Linked DNA regions of Homo sapiens: all the other regions are linked to region 3. Evidence: read pairs that join two places in POLR2A ChIA-PET (ENCODE). Cell type or tissue: GM12878. All regions are shown on one strand. Links, peaks and the distances in the headings refer to the core of each region. The heading gives the core; the rest is flanking DNA.

Region 1 (5,000 bases), core at 1-5,000, 190 kb after region 3:
GTCTTGAACTCCTGACCTTGTGATCCACCTGCCTTGGCTTCCCAAAGTGCTGGGATTACAGGCATGAGCCACCATGCCCAGCCCATGCTGTACATTTTACTTAACTAGAATCTAGTCTATATTTAAGAAGAATGTGAGAAAATTTTTGTTAAATTCCTTGTGAGTATTATGGTTATAGTAATAACTATCTAATTCTTCTGATATACTAACTTAACACTCTTACCCCAAATCAAATGAGTTAGACAAAATTTATCTGTAATAAATCCATGTTTGTGTCTAGTTATCACCATGTTCATTTTTTCCTTTGATTGTTCATAATCCATAGGTTTAAATTCTATTTGAGAATTTGGGGGGACTAAAATCTGTAAAACAAAAATAAAATCCTAAGCCCCCTAACCAATTATGAATCCCCCTATGGGCCAAGGGGATCCCAGAGAAGTCTGAAAACCAAATTCCTGGCCATGATGGAAAAGGAGGTTGGACACACCTCATCGTACTCCCTCCCTTTAGGAGTTCAGGCAGCACTGACCAGCATTAACATTAAAACAGACATCATAAGACTGACACAACAGACTCTTCGTGGCAATAAAATTCCAAATTCCAGCCTGACTCTGGTGTAGCATCACATGGCAGACTGAAGGAAATAAAAATATTTTACTACCAAATATATTTCTTTGACATATTTTGAAATGGCACTGTGAAGCCATCTTTTGGGGGGAACTGCAGAGAACTGCAGAGAATCTCGCTTAATACGGTTCAGCCTTTCCCAGGTCTAGAGGAGATTAAGACTCTGACCCCTTTAAGGGTCCAAAAGGAGACATTTACCACCTATTCTCTCTGAAAGCAGTTACCCGGAGGCTTCACCTACGTAACAAGAACCTTGGTCTCCACAGCTACCCTTAGAACTCAAGCATTCTTTTTTACTGACTTCAAGGCTTTACAAAGCTTAACTCTTAACCAAGTGACAATCAGAAAATCTTTGAATCCACTTACAACCTGTCAGCCTCACTTCACCTTCAAAACATCCAGGCTCTTTAGGCTGAACCAATGTACATTTTTAATGCACTTATTTATGATTTTACTTACAGTTCCTGTATCCCTAAAACATAAAAACCAAACTGTAACCTGACCACTTCAGGCATACTTTCTCAGAACCTGTTGATACTGTTCTCCATGCCATGGTCACTCATATTCACTCAGAATAAACCTCTAAGTAGTTTACAGAGTTGTTGTTTTTGTTGTTTTCTCACTGACCCATCAAAATAAGTAGTTTTCTGAATCCACTTCCTCTTTTGGAAAGTAGTACACACGCTCATCTCTTCTGTGCTGAGCTGATTTCTGAAATAAAATCAAAAGAAGTTCATCATTACAATTGCAACTTCTCTAGTTCCTTGGGTTATAATCTATATCCATTGGGATTCAAACTGAAACACAAATACTAGGTGGAATCAAGAATTCATTCTAGGGATTTGACTTCAGGCACTTGCGGACGCTTGTCTTACATCTGGTGTTGGAGTCTGAATTCTGCAGGGCAGCGGGTCAGGGTGGCAAGGCAGATGCAGAGCAGGGAAGTGAGGACAGACTGGAGCCATCTTCTGCCTTGTGTTGTCTCCAAGTCTGGCCCCTTTGGCTCAAGGACCTAAACATGTGCTGCCTGGGTCTGAGAGCTGAAGGAGTGGATCATCTGGCTGCTTCTGCAGGCCCACAACATGAGCCAGCAGACTAGCGGCATGCCTCAGATGCCCTGGTGATCCTCCTCCCACCTTCAGAGCGGGGAAAGAACAAGGCTGCCACTTCCCTTTTGGCTTCCAACTGTGGTGCAAATGTATCTTTGCTGGGCCCTTGCCGGGAACCATGCAGGGTAGGGGATTCTGGGAAATGTAGTTCCAGCTGAGCTAAAAGGCCCCACAAAGCTGTCAATTTGAAGTCTTTAAGGCTGAAATCCTCCTACTATCTTGTGACCTATTTTTTCTTAATAATGTTCATCTTATCCTTTCTACTTTAAGTTTATTTCCCTTGGTAGAGAAAATAGAAAGTGAATAGATAGAGTAATCCTGCTTTCTCTCCATTATTCGCTAGCGTTGTGCTGTATGCACCCAGCAGTGGGCTACTCCCCTCTTGCTCCCTGTGACTCTGATGAGAGCTAAAGTGTCCTGTCTGTCCTTGGTAGGTCCCATGAGCTCCTGCTCTTCTGAAATGTCCCCTTCTCAAGCTATTGGATCAGATCCATTGTTGTTCTGAATGAAATTCATTGTTTCCCTTCTTTTGTCTGTGCTAAAATCTAAGAGGGTGTGGGCTCATTGTCTCAAGGCTTATACATTCACACTTCTCTTGCTTTAGAGTCAAAAGTAAGTCTAATGTAGGAATTCCCCTTCCTTCTCAACAGTGGGGCACCACACCACCAAGGCCATGTAACAGGACAGACATACCCTTCTGGCTACCTGCTGCCCTTCTGTGATCATTTTTCCCTTTGAGACTGCCCTTTATGCAATTAAAAAAAATAATTTGGACAAAACTGTGTATGTGTATGCAAACATGTGTGTGTCTACAGGATATAATTTGCCCTGGTAAGGCGGGCCTACCCAGTAGTTTGACTTCACAAACACTGCATCTCCTGGGGGTGGCTTGGAGCAGTCTGTAGGGAGTATGGAGGTGAAGAGCAGAATTGGCCAAAACCTCTAAAAAGAGAATGACAGAGAGAGAGAGAGAGAGAGAGATGTATTCTTTCCCTCAACAAAGAGTAGAGGCTGACTTTAACCCCTGAGAAAGAGAGAGAGAGAGTGAGTGTGTGTGTGTGTGTGTGTGTGTGTGTGTGTATGTGTGTGTGTAAGGGCTGCCAACGGCAGGAAAAGCTACAGAAACAAAAGCCTTCACTGCAGAGTCAAAAAATGAACAGGAAATGGTCATTAACATCCTGCAAATGTTCTGATCTGCTGTAGAGGCCCTGACTCCTAGGTGATTAAATGTGAAAGAATTTCAAAAATCAGGCTGTGAAATGAGTCTTTTTAGTTAGGAGAGAAGGAAAGCCCTATTGGGTAATTCTAAACCTTAAGAACTGAAGGAGAGTCTCCAAATTTCAGCGCCAGCATCCTATTTAATGTAGATCTCCTCTGCTGCTTTCTTCAGACATAATCCCAAATTTCCCCCTAAAAGCACCGAGTTAGTTACTAAGTATTTTGGTAGCCATTGCCTCCCAAGGGGACAAGGCTCTTCTATGTCCTCTTGGAGCTCTCTGAATTGTCCCTTCTACCCTAAGTCACCAGAGTCAGAAGACCCTCGAAAATTTTTGAACTAAAACACAAAACGGAAAACAATAAGAACAAAGGGTATTTTCTCCTCTTTCTTTATTTACTTGTTTTAATTGGTATTTATATTTACCTATGTGAAACCGTATTGCTCTGACCTTGTCACATGGCATGGATTCATATCTGGAATGAGGTTAAGTCTTCTGGAGCTGTGCTACATTTTTATTCTTAACCTGAGGAATATGAGAATTCCGACACCCATTGGTGATAAGCCTCCATTTACTTCTAGATTTAACCTAATACCATGCAACAGTCTTGATCCACAGTGCTTGAGTTAATTGTACTGGACAAGGCAAGTGTGTGTCCAGGTGGTAGACATGTCTATGAGATGGATTAAAGATGCAACAGATACAAACATCTCTAATTCAGAGGTGCTTTATCTTGTACATGGCGGGAACAGCAACTGCATATCTAGCACATGGTATATACATAATAGCAAACATTTAGCATATTGTACCACTATTTAATTCTTACAGCAATCCTATAAGAATACATATTGTTACATTAATAATTTCATCTTATAGATGAGAGAACTAGGTTCTGAGATATTAAGTAATTTCTTTGCCCAAGGTCTGGGCAGTTTTAGAACTGGGATTTTTGACCTGGCCATTACACTTCCTGCTCCTCGGAAAGGTCTGAAGCAGCTCCACTTTTATAAGTGATGGAATTAGGCTCCAACTCTGGTTAACCTGCAGGAGGTTTCTGAACAGGAACAGTTCACAGCTTGCTCAGCTGCCATACTTTTCTCTGTGGTCTTTGTTTTCGGCTGTGTTTTGGTTTTCAAGACAATCATGAACCTCACCACAATTGGAAGACATCTCATCTTTGATGAGCTCTGACAGGGCTGATGAGTTGGTTCCTGGACTCTCCACGGTTGCTGTTGGGCTTTAGGCTAGAACTCTTCTGTACTTTCATCTCTTTGAATACGTTTCAGGCAGCAGTTAAGCGGGTCTGAAATTACATGTGAAATCAAATTTAAAAACAACTGATTATTTTCTCTTCCTCAGTCTTTCATCTATAAAATATAAATGTGAGTCCCTTTTTTTTTTGTTTTAGAACTAAACTAGGGTCTGTTTGCCAAGTGCGGTAAGACCAGATATCCACACCAAGTTTTGCATCAGGAGAAAGAAAGGTGTTTATTTATCGGGCACCAAGCAAGGAGGACTATGCAGCCAATGCTTAAATCCTGACCTCCCTGATGGCTTGTAGGTTAGGGGCACATTTCAGGAAAGCAGAAGTTACAGGCACAATTATAAATCAATACATGGCACTTATTCCTTGGTTTTGTACTAAAGGGGTGGGATATTTTGGGGAGTGGCTATAAGTCATAGGTAGATTCAAGGATTTTCTGATTTGCAAAAGCTTTATTTAAAAATTTAGGGTCAGCAGAAAAGAATGTTGATTCTAGCTCGTGGGTGTGACTTTCTCCAGGCCCCTCAGGAAGAAATTTAGAACAAAGAATGGGGCTCAAAGTTCAGTCCCTAGGTCCCCCTTATCTGAGGTCTATGGTGGGCAGATCCCTCTGGTGGGGGTCAAGTTTCTGAAAAGCAACTCTGGAAACATGTGTTAAGATATTATCTTAATTTCTGTAGGGGAACCAAACATCCCATGATTCTAGCTTCCATGGCTATCGTTTTAGGCTACAATTACCTTCTTGCTTATCAAGTCGCTTATTTACTTTTCTGGGCTAGCTAG
Region 2 (5,000 bases), core at 1-5,000, 220 kb after region 3:
TTCATAGTCAATCAAGGTTTATTTAAATAAATAGCAATTAAATGTAGAGCATTTATACAAAAATAGAGGAAAAATAGAAATCATGTTCTATATTGGCTATTAAGATAAACAACAGAACATAAAACTCTACTAAACAAATACAGTGAAAAATAAAACCATATACTGCAAAATTTTGATTACTGGAGCTCTTTAGAAAGGAGCTGATCATTGACTTTTCTGTATGGCTCAGGGTTTATATCTTTAAGAAGTGATTTTTTTAAAGACTTCGAATGGAAAGCTCTCTAAAATGGACCCCATGCTTCCAAGCATTCTTAAACATAGTATGAAGAACACAATCTAACCTCTTCCTGATATGGTTCGGATGTGCGCTCCTCCAAATCTCATCTTGAAATGTGACCTCCAATGTGAGAGATGGGCCTAGTGAGAGGTGTCTGAGTGAAAGGGGAAGATCTCTCATGAATAGCTTGGTGCTGTCCTTACAATAATGAGTGAGCTGTCACGCTATTAATTCATGCCAGAGCCGGCTGTTTAAAAGAGCCTGGGACCTCCTCCCCTGTCTCTTGCTCCCTCTCTTGCCATGTGACATGCTGGCTCCCCTTCACCTTCCACCAGGACTACCTTCCCGAAGCCTTCATCAGAAGCGCAGCAAGATACTGGTGCCATGTTTGTAGAGCCTGCAGAACTGTGTGCTGAATAAACCTCTTTCCTTTATAAATTATCCAGTCTCTGGTATTCCTTTATAGCAATGCAAAACAGACTACCACAGGGTCTCAATTAATTCATATTAATCTCTATTATTCTAGAGTCCTGTGTTAATACAACAATGTCCTCAATATCAGCTTAAGTGCATAGAGCTGTTTGTCTCCATTTCTTTTCTTTTCTCTTTTTTTGGAGACAGGGTCTCACTCAGTTGTCTAATCTGGAGTGCAATGGTGTGATCATAGCTTACTACAGCCTCCACCTCCTGGGCTCAAGCAATCCTCCTGCCTCAGCCCCTCAAGTGGCTGGGACCACAGGTGCTTGCCTCTTTTTTAGTCCCAGATTTCTGCGTGTTTGTCTGCATCTTCTCTCTTTGCCTGGCTGTGACTTCTCCCTGCAGCCATATGTCTACCTTTCATACCCCTTATCTCTGTTAGTGATTGGAAAGTTGGGTCCAAGTTTGTGAAAATTTTTTATTTGTTAACTAAAAATATATTCATTCTGGTGAACATCTGACAGTTTAAGAGGAATGGATATGAGCCTTTTTATTTTTTATTTTTCGCTCTGCCTGTTCCAGATTATATCTTATTATCAATTGATGTATAATGCAATAAAAGCTTTTTATAAACCATAAAGCATTAATACAGCTATAAAGTAGTGTGAGTATCTTTACTGATTTTTGTGCAACCTGCATTTCCCAGCTAGCCAGCCATGCCCACCCCTTCTAGGCCCTGAACTGAAGGCACTTATCCACCTACTGGTTATCTTTATTAAGTGACTGGGCAAATAGATTGAGATGGTGCCAGTAGTGTAGAAATAGATTGTACCAGGATCTTGGATTTTATGTTCAGGAGTCACAGTTGGCTCATTTTTGCAACAAGTTCGACTGAGCATCCTGGCCACTATGCTATTCCAGGCCCCAGGCTTGCTGGAAGCATTGGGGCGGGTGTCCAGGTGGAACTCTGTAATTTCCCTGGAGGCTGGTGGGGCCTGGGGCACCTGGAACCCTCAGGGCAGTCTCCTCCTGCTGAGAGCAGCCTTAGTGGTTTATCTCAGTTTGCTGTACAGATTTCATGCGCTGTGTATGTCATGGTGTGAAAAATGCTGAGAAGGCCGGATGTTAGGTGGTTATACTGAGTTGCAAGTTGTTGCATTGAAGGTTATGGATGGCGTGTCCTCTACCCTGCTTGGCAGGCTTTGCTGCAAATGCATTTTTTGTCCTTGTCACAGTAAACAGAGACATCTATATTTGAGAGTTCACTCTCATTAAGCTACTGATTTAGTTCTCTGTGAGACAACCAGGCTGGTCCTAATATATGAAAGTGTTTTAATAGTTAAATTCATTCAGGCTGGGCATAGTGGTTAATGCCTGTAATCCCAGCACTTTGGGAGATGGAGGTGGGCAAATCACCTGAGGTCAGGAGTTCAAGACTAGCCTGGCCAACATGGTGAAACCCTGTCTTTACTAAAAATACAAAAATTAGCCAGGCGTGGTGGCGCATGCCTGTAATCCCAGCTACTCGAGATGCTGAGGCAAGAGGTAGGCTGAGGCAGGAGCCTGAGCTTGAGCCCAGGAGGCGGAGGCTGCAGTTAGCCAAGATCGCCCCACTGCACTCCAGCCTGGGTGACAGAGAGACTCTGTCTCAAAAAAAAAAAAAAAAGTTAAATTCATTCATTGGACACGTATTTCTTGAGCACAGACAATGTAATAAACTCTGGAGACACAGGTTGAATAACATAAGACTCTTCCTCCAGTGGGCTTGGGAGGGAGATGGCTGGGTACACAAACAGTCACCATCTGATGTGATGAAAGCCCCGCACAATTCTGACCTTCATAAGGGGACACTTACCCTGCCCTTTCTCTCCTGTTCCAAACACGACATGAACATAGCATGACAAGATTCTCAATCTCGCTAAACACCTCATGGTATGTTTGACCTCCTATGTCATAGTTCTTTGTGATATAACAGCTTATTGCATGATTGAAGACTCATGGGTTCATTACATTGCTTATCCTCCTATCCTATCTGCAGCCTCTAGTCCAAGGCTCCCAAGGGCCCCACGATATCTGATGCATCTTAGCACAGAGCAAGCTAATGCCGACTCATGCCACATCCCCGTTACACACAAGAGGTCAGAGAGGAAGCAGGGCAGAGCAGTTTTCCTCTGAGCCAGACCTCAGAGGTGGCCGTGGTATTTTTGTTTTCCCTTCCACCAAACAAAAGGTTTGTTACACCTACAAACTTTCCACTGTAAATGAGGTTGAGACTTCATTGAGAAAGATCTGGAATGGAACAGATTAGGTTTTTAAAACCGAATTAAGCTTGAAACAAAAGTTGAGTCAACTATGATGATAATAACATTTGACCTACAAGAATGAAAGGAAACTACACAAGTAAACAAAGCCACATTTAATGATGGAGGCCTATTTGCTTTGTTTTGAAAATACAGGATTATTTTGAGCTTCAAAAGGAAATGTGCTTACGCACAATTTGAAGGTTGTAGTTTCCGTCTCAAAGAAAAATGATTGGAGATTTCACTTGGGTAAAATTTAAGAGAGCTTTGTCCTTTGAGCACCTAAAATCTTCAGAGTTAAGTTGTGATTTGTCTTTTTTGTCTGATAATGACTACAACTAATGTTAACTGAGCATTTGCCAAGGACTATGCCAATGAATTATCTCTTACTAATCAGAAACACAGCACAGTAGTGGTGAGCCAAATTTTATGTTGCTTTTGTTGTATGATAAAAGATTCAAGAGATATAAAAGAAAGAAAAATAAGGTTATCTCTGAATACAGCATGTGGCATTGCTGTTCTACTGGTAATTATGTGAAGGGCAAGATCACTTTTGAGAACATGCTCGTTACTCCTCCAAGACCACATTTAGAGTCCGCATGATCCAAGGACAGCAGCTGTGTTTGTTATCAATTCAGATTCTACTTTGTACTTTGTGGAACCCAATAATGTACCAGCAAGAAACTCGAGTCTCCTATGTTGAGAAAAATGTGACTTTGGCTGTAAGGAGGTTTCAAGAGGCAAAGATTTTTAGTCTCCCTGAACAAAATTTTGTGTTTTGTTTTTTTTTCCAGGAGAGGTTCATATCAATGCTTGGAATATCTGAAGTACAGGCATTCTGGAATTAATGAATATACCACCCATTCAAGCAAGTCAGGGAGTTGTGTTGCAAATGGGAAGGCTTCTCATGGGCCTGGAGACCAGAAGGCAATTGCAGACCCCTTCCTCTTCCCAGGGCAGCCAGCTCACCAAGCTTCTGTCACACTGGCCTCTTTCTGTTCGTCCAACACATGACTCATCTTTTGCATTGGGGCCTTTGTATCTATGTACATTCTGCCTGGAAGGCTCCTTGAACTCTGCTCTTTTTTTTTCTTAGCTCAAAAATCAAGATTTTTTTTCCCCTGACTGTCTTATCTAAAGTAGACTTTCTCAAGTTAGGGCGTCTATTCTAGTCTACAATTGTATGTTATTGCAGGTCATTATTATCTGGCTCCCTTCACCTCCATGTAAGATCCATGACAGCAGGCCCTGTGTCCCTCTTGTTCACCAGTGGGGTCCACTTGACATATAGTTGTTGCTCAATGCACGTGTGTGTGTATGTATGTGTGTGTGTGTGTATATATACACACACACATATACATACATATTATATTTTATATATACATATATATATATATATATATATTTAGAGACAGCGTCTCACTCTGCTGCCCTGGCTGGAGTGAAGTGGCATGATCATAGCTCACTGCAGCCTTGACCTCCTGGGCTCGACAAATCCTCTTGCCTCAGCCTCCTGAATAGCTGAGACTACAGATGTGCACTGCCACACCTGGCTTATTATAATTATTATTATTATTTATTTGTAGAGACAGGGTCTCGCTGTGATGCCCAGGCTAGTCTTGAACTCCAGGCCTCAAGGGATCCTCCCAACTCAGCCTCCCAAAGTACTGGGATTATAGACATGAGCCATTGCACTGGCTCAATGCATATTTATTAAGTGAATGAATGAATGAGAAGTGAATTCATGAATAAATGAATAATATGAATTTAGCTATATTAGCAAAATGGGATATTACAGGACAGCACACAAACCTTATTACTGTTGTTTCTCTGAAAAATATGCCCCCTGAGAATGCAACTTGTGAATGGGCAAGAGACTACATAAAAGGGTTAAAAAGGGCTAGGGCATCAAAAGTAGAAATAACAATATACAGACATGAAATTTGCCTCTGAAGAAGCATAAAGGAAATCTGCTTGCCTTGAATAATCTTTAAGTCTGAAAACAC
Region 3 (7,996 bases), core at 1,175-6,174:
AAAATCAAACCCACAATATCTCCAAGGTATGCCTGTTGTGTGACTGAAAACCCCCAAACTAAGTGTGCCGTAGTTAAATAAGTTTGATAAAACTTAAATCCTTCTCTTAGATGTTCACAAAGTACATATGAATTAAAGACTTTAAGAACTTCTCGAGTAAAGCAACCTGTTATGCTTAACCCAGCATTTGCAAATCCCTTGATCATAGAAGTTTCTCACCTATGATACCAGCCCTCATTTCTGGCCTGGCATAATCTGTCTAATCAATAGCTCCTCTTGGATGTATAACAGACATTTCAGCCTTCACGTGTTCAGAACCAGATTCTTGAAATCTGCCTTTCCCAGCTAGTTCTCATCTCCCCCAAGTTAGTAAATGTTAACTTCACTTTCCAATTGCTTGATCCCCAAATCTTGGAGGCTCTCTTTTTCTAACACTCTGTATGTAAAAATCAGCAAATCCTATTGGCTCTGTGAAAACATATCCCAAATCTGACTACTACTCAGCAGTTTCATTCTGACCATCCTAGTCCAAACTGCTGCCAGCTTCCTCCCGGACTATTACATTAGCTATCTAAGTGGTCTCCCTGCTTCCAAACTTGTTCCCCATAGTGTACTCTTCATACAGCAGCTTTTAAAACTCAAGTCAGATTGTGTCACTCCTCTGCTCAAAATCCTCCAATAGCTTCCCATTTCAGTCACAGCAAAAGCCACAATTCTTAGAGTGGCCTATGACGCCCTACCTGATCTGACCTTCCATTACTTCTCTGATTTGACCTCCCACCACTTTGCCCTTGGCTTACTCTGCTGCAGGCACACCGGCTTCCTTGCTCATCCTCCTGCCTCAGGACCTTTGCACTTGCTGGTTTTTTTCTGTGAGGAATGCTCTTCTCCAGACATCAGCATGGCTCACTTCCTCATTTCATTAGGGTCTCTGCTCAAATGACCACTCATTTTCTAACCATCTTATTTAAAATATATCTGCTTTGTGTTTCTTCATAGCATTTTTCAGCATGTCACTGTGTGTATATATGTGTATGTGTGCATATTTTGTTACTATCTGCACCCCCTGCCTCCCCCACAACTAGGATGTAAGCTCCCTGAGAAGGACTTTTACTTTTTCATTGCTGTATCCAGTATTTCAAAGAGTGTCTGACATGGCATAAATATTTTGTTAAAGATCTGAATAAACGAATACCCCCATTACTAGATCTGCAGAACACACCATGAGAAACCGGTTTAGACTTTTGGTGCCTGCTCTGGGCCGTGATATAGATTCATTTTTCCTTTTTCTTTTATTTTCTTTATTTTTGAGACAGAATCTCACTCTGTTGCCCAGGCTGGAGTGCAGCGGCATGATCTCAGCTCACTGGAACCTCCATCTCCAGGGTTCAAGCGATTCTCCCTGCCTCAGCCTCCTGAGTAGCTGGGATTACAGGCGCCGCCCCCACGCCCGGATAATTTTTAAATTTTTAGTAGAGATGGGGGTTTTGGAATGTTGGTCAGGTTGGTCTCACACTCCTAACCTCAGGTGATTTACCCCCCTCAGCCTCCCAAAGTGCTTGGGATTACAGGCGTGAGCCACTGTGCCCAGCCCCTTTTTCTTTTCTATATTCCTTATCAATCATCATGTTGTTATATAAGTACCTGCAGTTGCAATTTTTCCAGACTGTATTTTATGCTGGTTTCATTTGAGATTGTTTGCAATATCATTAGAAAACAATCTCCAAGTCACAGGGATGGATAGACTACATCTGAGAGGTTCCTGGGATGGGCTAATCTCATCTATTTATATTGTTTTAAAAAATAACTCATGATTTTGAAGTTCAGTTTGTTTTCAAAGGGTAAGGTTAGAAACTTGGAAAAGGCCTTAATAAAATGCAGGCTCTGAACCTAGACTTGTAGACATGGGTGTCTTTGGTTTAAAGCATGCTGTACTGTAAGAGGTCAAAATTTGGGGGTTTAAAATAGAAGGATGGAAAGCACCAGAGTCAGCTGATATAGAAGTCAATGAACACTTATGTTTGGTTTCAGGTGAATATCTATATTCATCTCAAGCAGAGCGCACAGTTTTGCCTTATACTTGTTTAACTGTTTATTGTCAGTTTCCCCAGCTAGAGTGACAGTCCCATGAGAGGAGGGGCTTGTCTTGTCTACTGCATTTCCAGTGCCTAAATGGTACCTGACATGTAGTAGGTGCTGGTTAAATACTGGTCCCTTGGTCATGCTTTGCGCATGTCCATTCTAGTCTTTTCCTGCTGCCTACTAAAGACTTATTCTTTGCTTCATGACTTACTTATTTGGTGCTTTTTACTTAATGATGCTCAACATGTACTTTCATACATACTAACTCAGGAGACTGTTAATATTTGTTGAGTACCTACTATGTGTTTGGAACAAAGGTACAGGAGTATGTGAAGTTAGTATTCTAACCCATAATAAGCTACTTAGTCTCCATGGATAGCTTGTATTTTGAAGCAGGAAATGCCTATATAAAACTTTCTCCTGAAAAAAATAGAGTCAAAAATATCTAAAAGTGCTATCTGATGTTTCCTTGCCATTTATGGAAGAGAACAATGGAATGTATCAAATAAGGGAAAGAAACGAAGACAGAGAGAGTATTGACTTAAGTAAAAGGTCACATGCTTACTAAAGGAATTGCAACACAAGCCAAGCAATTCATAGCATCTCATCAAAGATGCGGGATTCCATCACTGGAACCTGGGAGGTGGAGTTTGCAGTGAGCCGAGATCGTGCCACCGCACTCCAGCCTGGGCTACAAAGTGAGACTTGGTCTCAAGAGAAAAAAAAAAAAAGATGCTGGATTCCACTTACCTTTCCCCAGTGAAGATTCAAAAGCCTATTAGCCTGTTTGAACTAAGATGTCAGACGGTGGCCTCAAACTCCAATCAATAATAGCACAAGGACTGAAGGCACCCACTGTTTCTCAAGAGTTCCAAACCACTCTTAATACAGTTTTACATTCCATCTAATATTTTGTTCTTGATGTTTTCTGATCTTCCAATTGTACTACACCCCTAGGGAAAAACCAAAATTTTTTTTATGAGAAAGCTAATTTTCAATTAGTAGAGTTAAGAAGAAAATCTTATAAACTTTCCTTCCTAAGCATATAGCTATACCCTTGAGAGAACCTTAGCTCATTGTGTGCTCATGAAAAGAACACAATATCCTGTATGAGTCAAACCTGAAGATGCCAAATGGTGATATATAAGCTTTTAAAGAAGGTTAGAGAACTGAGCCAACACTTTAGTTTTGTTCTTTAAGGGTAGAATGCTGGGGGTTATGGGCACTGCATATTATGCAGGAGGGGTGATGGATGATGTCCTCATTATCCTTGTTTTCTAGATTTGGCTGGTTGCAAGGTGGGGCTGGAAAGTCCCTTGTTGGTAATAACGTCAAGTGTATTGATACTTGTGACTCAGAGGCACCATTAAAATTGATATGTAAGTGTGAAGTGTGATATGTAAGTGTGAAGGTAATATGGTTTCTCTTCTTATTTCTCCATAATACTCATGGGACACTTTCGATGATTTAAAGCAGAATGATTTATTATGACTTTAATGTTCTAAGGAACTCTTCTATCTACCCTTGACCTCATCTCAACTGCCATTGTTTTAGTAAGGGTTCTGGTTAGAAATCTTTTCTACCAAGGGTAGGAACTTTTTTGTTATTGGGGTTGGCCCTCTGAAGTTTCACTGAAAAATCAGCTCACAGAAGGCAGGTTAATTGGAGAAAAGGTGTACAAGTTTCATGTGTATACACAGAAGACTTCAGAATGAAGACCTGAAGATACAGGGGAATTGTCCATTTTTATGCTTAGGTTCAACAAAGGATGGACAGCCATGTAGAAATGTGATTGGAACCAGCCTGGGCAACATAGTGAGACCCTGTTTCTACCAAAAAAAAAATGTAGCTAGACACAGGGGTGCATGCCTGTAGTCCCAGCTATCAGGAGGCTGAGGCAGGTTGTTTTTGGCTGCTGCCAGTTTCTGGTGATCGTCAGCATTCCTTGACCTGGGCAGCAACACTCCAGTCTTTTCTCTGTGGCCACATTACCTTCTCCTGTAATGTCTGTGTAATTTCCCTTTGCCTCGCTCTTATAAAGGCACCTGTTAGTGCACTTAGGGCTCACCTGGATCGTCCAGGGTGAACTCCTCATCTTAAGATCCCTAACTTCATTGCATCTGAAAAGAATCTTTTCCCACATAAGATCGCATTCATAGATTCTAGGCATTAAGGCATGGGCGTGTCTTTGGGAGCTGCACCATTCAACCCAGTCTATATGCCATATTTATTATTCTGTATGTGTAGCTTAAGTCAGTCTCGCTAGCAGCTACAAAGGTTTTTAAATTAGCATTCTGACCTGAACCTTCATAAATCATTATTCCTTGAGGACAGCAGCCAAGGACAAGACTAGATTAAGATTTTGAACAGGAGAATGGTTGATAGAGGGAGTTAGACACTCATAACCAATTGCCAGAGACGAGGCAGGAAATTCACATGCGTTAAATATCTTTTCCATTCACTTGCAAATGTGGCCTTGTGGCCAGGTGCTGTGGTTCAGACCTGTATTCCCAGCACTTTGGGAGGCTGAGGCAGGAAGATCACTTGAGGCCAGGAGCTCAAGGCTGCAGTGAGCTGTGATCTTGGTATGCAGGGAGTGCCACTGCACTCCAGTCTGGGCATCAGAGAGAGACCCTGTTTTCAAAAAAAAAGATGGCCTTGTTTGATTCTTATTACAAATCTGTGATGGACCTCGTCTAATCCATACTCCTGTAAATGTGGAAACAGGCTCAAGAAGCTAGGTAACAATGTTCTTAAGTCCCACCAACCAAGGGCAGAGCCAAGATTTTGATCCAAATCTGTTATTGTCTCCAAAGCATACATCCTCTGTCACAAGTGAGGATTTCTGGGTGCATCTGGGACCTCCAAGCCAGCTGTTACTGCCATATGCCTATGTCCTCCCTCTGCTGGGGTTCCCAATAGGGAGAAGAGGACAGAGCTCTTAAGGCTTTGACAAAAGTTGAGTCCTTGGTCTAAGTCAATAGTTTCTGGATTCTATACACTATATTAGGAAAGGAGAGGAAAGAAATAATTATGAACAGTGTTCTTGTCTGTCACGATCATATATGATTACCATCATTGCATCTCCATAACTAGAAAACTGAACAGGTAGGACAGGTTTGAAAAATCCAAATGTGATTTTCAGGGTGGGGGATTGAACAAGGATATATGAAGGTATCAGTGTGACAATTTAGTAATCAGTTTCTTCCTCAATAAATTTAAAGAAAAACCCAGAGGCAGTAAGTTTTTTTGTGAAAACTAATTATGACACTTTGAATTTCAAAATGAGTAAACATACTTTGGAGGAAAGAAAGCAAATACATGGAAGATAAAACAGTTTGGTTTCAAGATTAACACTTAAATATAAATTTTGAATGTCTCTTTGCTAGGTAAGGAAATTTTTTATTCTAACTGTGAAGAACTGGAGAGAGAATTTCTTCTCTGGTCATATGCATGAAATTCAGATCCTTTCTTGCTTCACTTTAAAAATAATTGAATAACATCAGCGTCCAAGAATTTGAAGACAGCATAATTAATAGATGGATGATAATTCAACCTGCCTGAGAGAAACTGCGTTTAAGAAGAAAGCCCCGGCCGGGCATGGTAGCTCACGCCTGTAATCCCAGCACTTTGGGAGGCCGAGGCGGGCGGATCACGAGGTCAGGAGATGGAGACCATCCTGGCTGACGTGGTGAAACCCCGTCTCTACTAAAAACATAAAAAATTAGCTGGGCGTGGTGGTGGGCGCCTGTAGTCCCAGCTACTCGGGAGGCTGAGGCAGGAGACTGGTGGGAACCCGGGAGGCAGAGCTTGCAGTGAGCCTAGATCGTGCCACTGCACTCCAGCCTGGGCAACAGAGCAAGATTCTGTCTCAAAAAATAAATAAAATAAATAAATAAATAAATAAATAAATAAAAAGAAGAAAGCCCCTGATGGCTCAGCCCTTGGTAAGAGTGTATTCCTGCTAAAGATGGAGGTTAAATGCTTAGAATTGCTGAACAGTTACCTCCTTTGCAACGGTTATTAAGCAGAGTAGCTGATTTTTAATTAGATTTAAATGTGTGACTCACTAATGGTTAATGACAAACAATTTAATTATCGGGCCTTTCATTTTTTCTGGAAAGCCTCAGACTGCTCCTGGAATCCTTAATGTGGGCATGTGAAGAATATGGGCATTAATGGGTCTCAGAAGTTTTTCTGTTTTATCTTGTGGACAAAGGCACAAATGGTTAACTCGATTTTATTGAATGTCTCTTCATAGTCAAGATAAGGTTAATGCCCCTGGGGGCTTGGAGATCCACACCAGGACACAGCCCCATTGGTTGGCTTCATTGCCTGCTCTCTTACCCTCCTGGATCCAGCTCCTGAAAGTGTTTTACTTTTTACCAGGATGCTTCTAGAGGATGTCAACTGATTAGCCAATCAAGGTAGGTTCTGATAAGATGTAGACCCCTCCAGGCATATTTAAATCCTATTAATGGATTCTTCCAGAGAGAAAGCCTTTTGAGATGTAGAGAGATGACGCTGTGATAGTGGGATGACAGATCTGGGGTTAATAATTCCTGGCAGGAGAGCCTGCCTGGAGTGTCTCATGTCTCTCCAATGATGGCAGATGCCTCCTTGCTAACTAGGAGCTGACTGAACTGGCCGTTCTGAAAGCAGTAGCTGTGGCTATAGCTGAAATGACAGTCACACATGGTCAGCGTAAAAAGGACTCTGATCATTTAAGTCATCTTCACACATGATCACAAGTGTCTGCAAATTCCAAAAGCAAAGTGTACTTGGTATCATAGACTCTTAAGGCTGTCTCTGGCCATCACTCATAGTATGGGGCATGCTCAGTCTTCTGGAATTTACAGCTATCAGCCAGGATGATGGTGTCTTTCCAAGTTGAAAAATGTCTTTCAGATGTTAACTAAAATTTTAAACAAACTGTTTAGGCAAAGATGTCACAGAGAGGCTATTTACATTTAAGATAGCAGGTACATTTAGTAATATAATCTGTGACATTTACAGAAAACTTATTGGACATTAACTTTTGTCTTCCAATAACCCTATGAGGGAGGTAGTATTATCCAAATTTACAGATGATAAAACAGAGAGGTTAAGTAACTTGCAGAAGGTGACCCAGCTGGTAAGTAGCAGAGCTGGTTTCGAAGCCCACACTCTTACCTATAATGCTAAAATTTGCATATGTAATCTATGTGATTCTTACTTTCAGTTGCATAATTGATTTTGCCACATGGATGAAGACAACTTGAACAAGGGCAACATGGACAGCAGAGAGGCACTAGAGCATGATAGTCTAAAGCATGGATTCCTGTGTCACCTAGTATGAGTAGATCCCCGAGGTCTAGCACATACAGCTGTGAAAGCTTGGGCAAATTGTCTTAGGACTTCAGTTTTCTCATCTGCAAAATGGGGACAATAAGTGTATATAACTCATAGGATTGTAATGGTTATAGGCGACAACTGTGACAATACCTAACATTAATTGAATGCTTCTTTTTGTGCCAATGATGAGAAAGATGGACGTGATTAGCTTTGCCCCTGGCACATAAGCATTTTCATTAGCTATTCGTATTATTATTTAATACTACCTGTCAAACCCATTTCGACAAACTTCAAGAGATCATCAACTTCTTTTGCCATATCAGAATTCTGACCTACCGAAAATCGCTCTTTATAAGTGGGTCAGGGATGGAGCTTGGAAATCTTTTTTGTTATGTACAATTTCACCTATAATTTATTTTCCATTTTAATCTAATGCATAATTGAACACACTTTTAGAATATCACATTATATATTGCTTCTATTACTCTCAGAAATACTTTGTCTTTGTCATAGGGTATTACTAAATCTAGCTGAATTTCCAACTTCCCAAGAACCTGATAAACAGGCTCATTTTTCTTCA

The links. Peaks named below come from ENCODE experiments on the same cell type or tissue, not always from the same donor. Only the 100,000 strongest peaks of a DNase experiment are listed, where the experiment ranks them.
Region 1: POLR2A ChIA-PET joins it to region 3 with 5 read pairs; 2 of 35 experiments call an interaction of 5 or more read pairs at or near these places.
Region 2: POLR2A ChIA-PET joins it to region 3 with 6 read pairs; 2 of 35 experiments call an interaction of 5 or more read pairs at or near these places.

The regions. Positions count from the first base shown.
Region 1 is chr6:15,959,682-15,964,681 of GRCh38, forward strand. It overlaps LOC105374949 (a long non-coding RNA gene), which reads right to left. Exons shown (of 4, transcript XR_926532.3): 2 at 4,108-4,256; 3 at 1,255-1,338. Among named protein-coding and RNA genes, the nearest start is that of LINC02543, 33 kb to the right of the region's middle. RefSeq lists enhancers at 1,657-1,951, 3,016-3,085. In GM12878, for the core only: no CTCF peak of the experiment used is centred there; a DNase peak (open chromatin) is centred at 2,880; H3K27ac peaks cover 1,856 bases.
Region 2 is chr6:15,992,228-15,997,227 of GRCh38, forward strand. LINC02543 (long intergenic non-protein coding RNA 2543) reads left to right here and starts at 2,717. Exons shown (of 2, transcript NR_183311.1): 1 at 2,717-2,924. In GM12878, for the core only: no CTCF peak of the experiment used is centred there; no DNase peak of the experiment used is centred there.
Region 3 is chr6:15,773,328-15,781,323 of GRCh38, forward strand. No RefSeq gene overlaps it. Among named protein-coding and RNA genes, the nearest start is that of DTNBP1, 110 kb to the left of the region's middle. In GM12878, for the core only: no CTCF peak of the experiment used is centred there; a DNase peak (open chromatin) is centred at 3,414.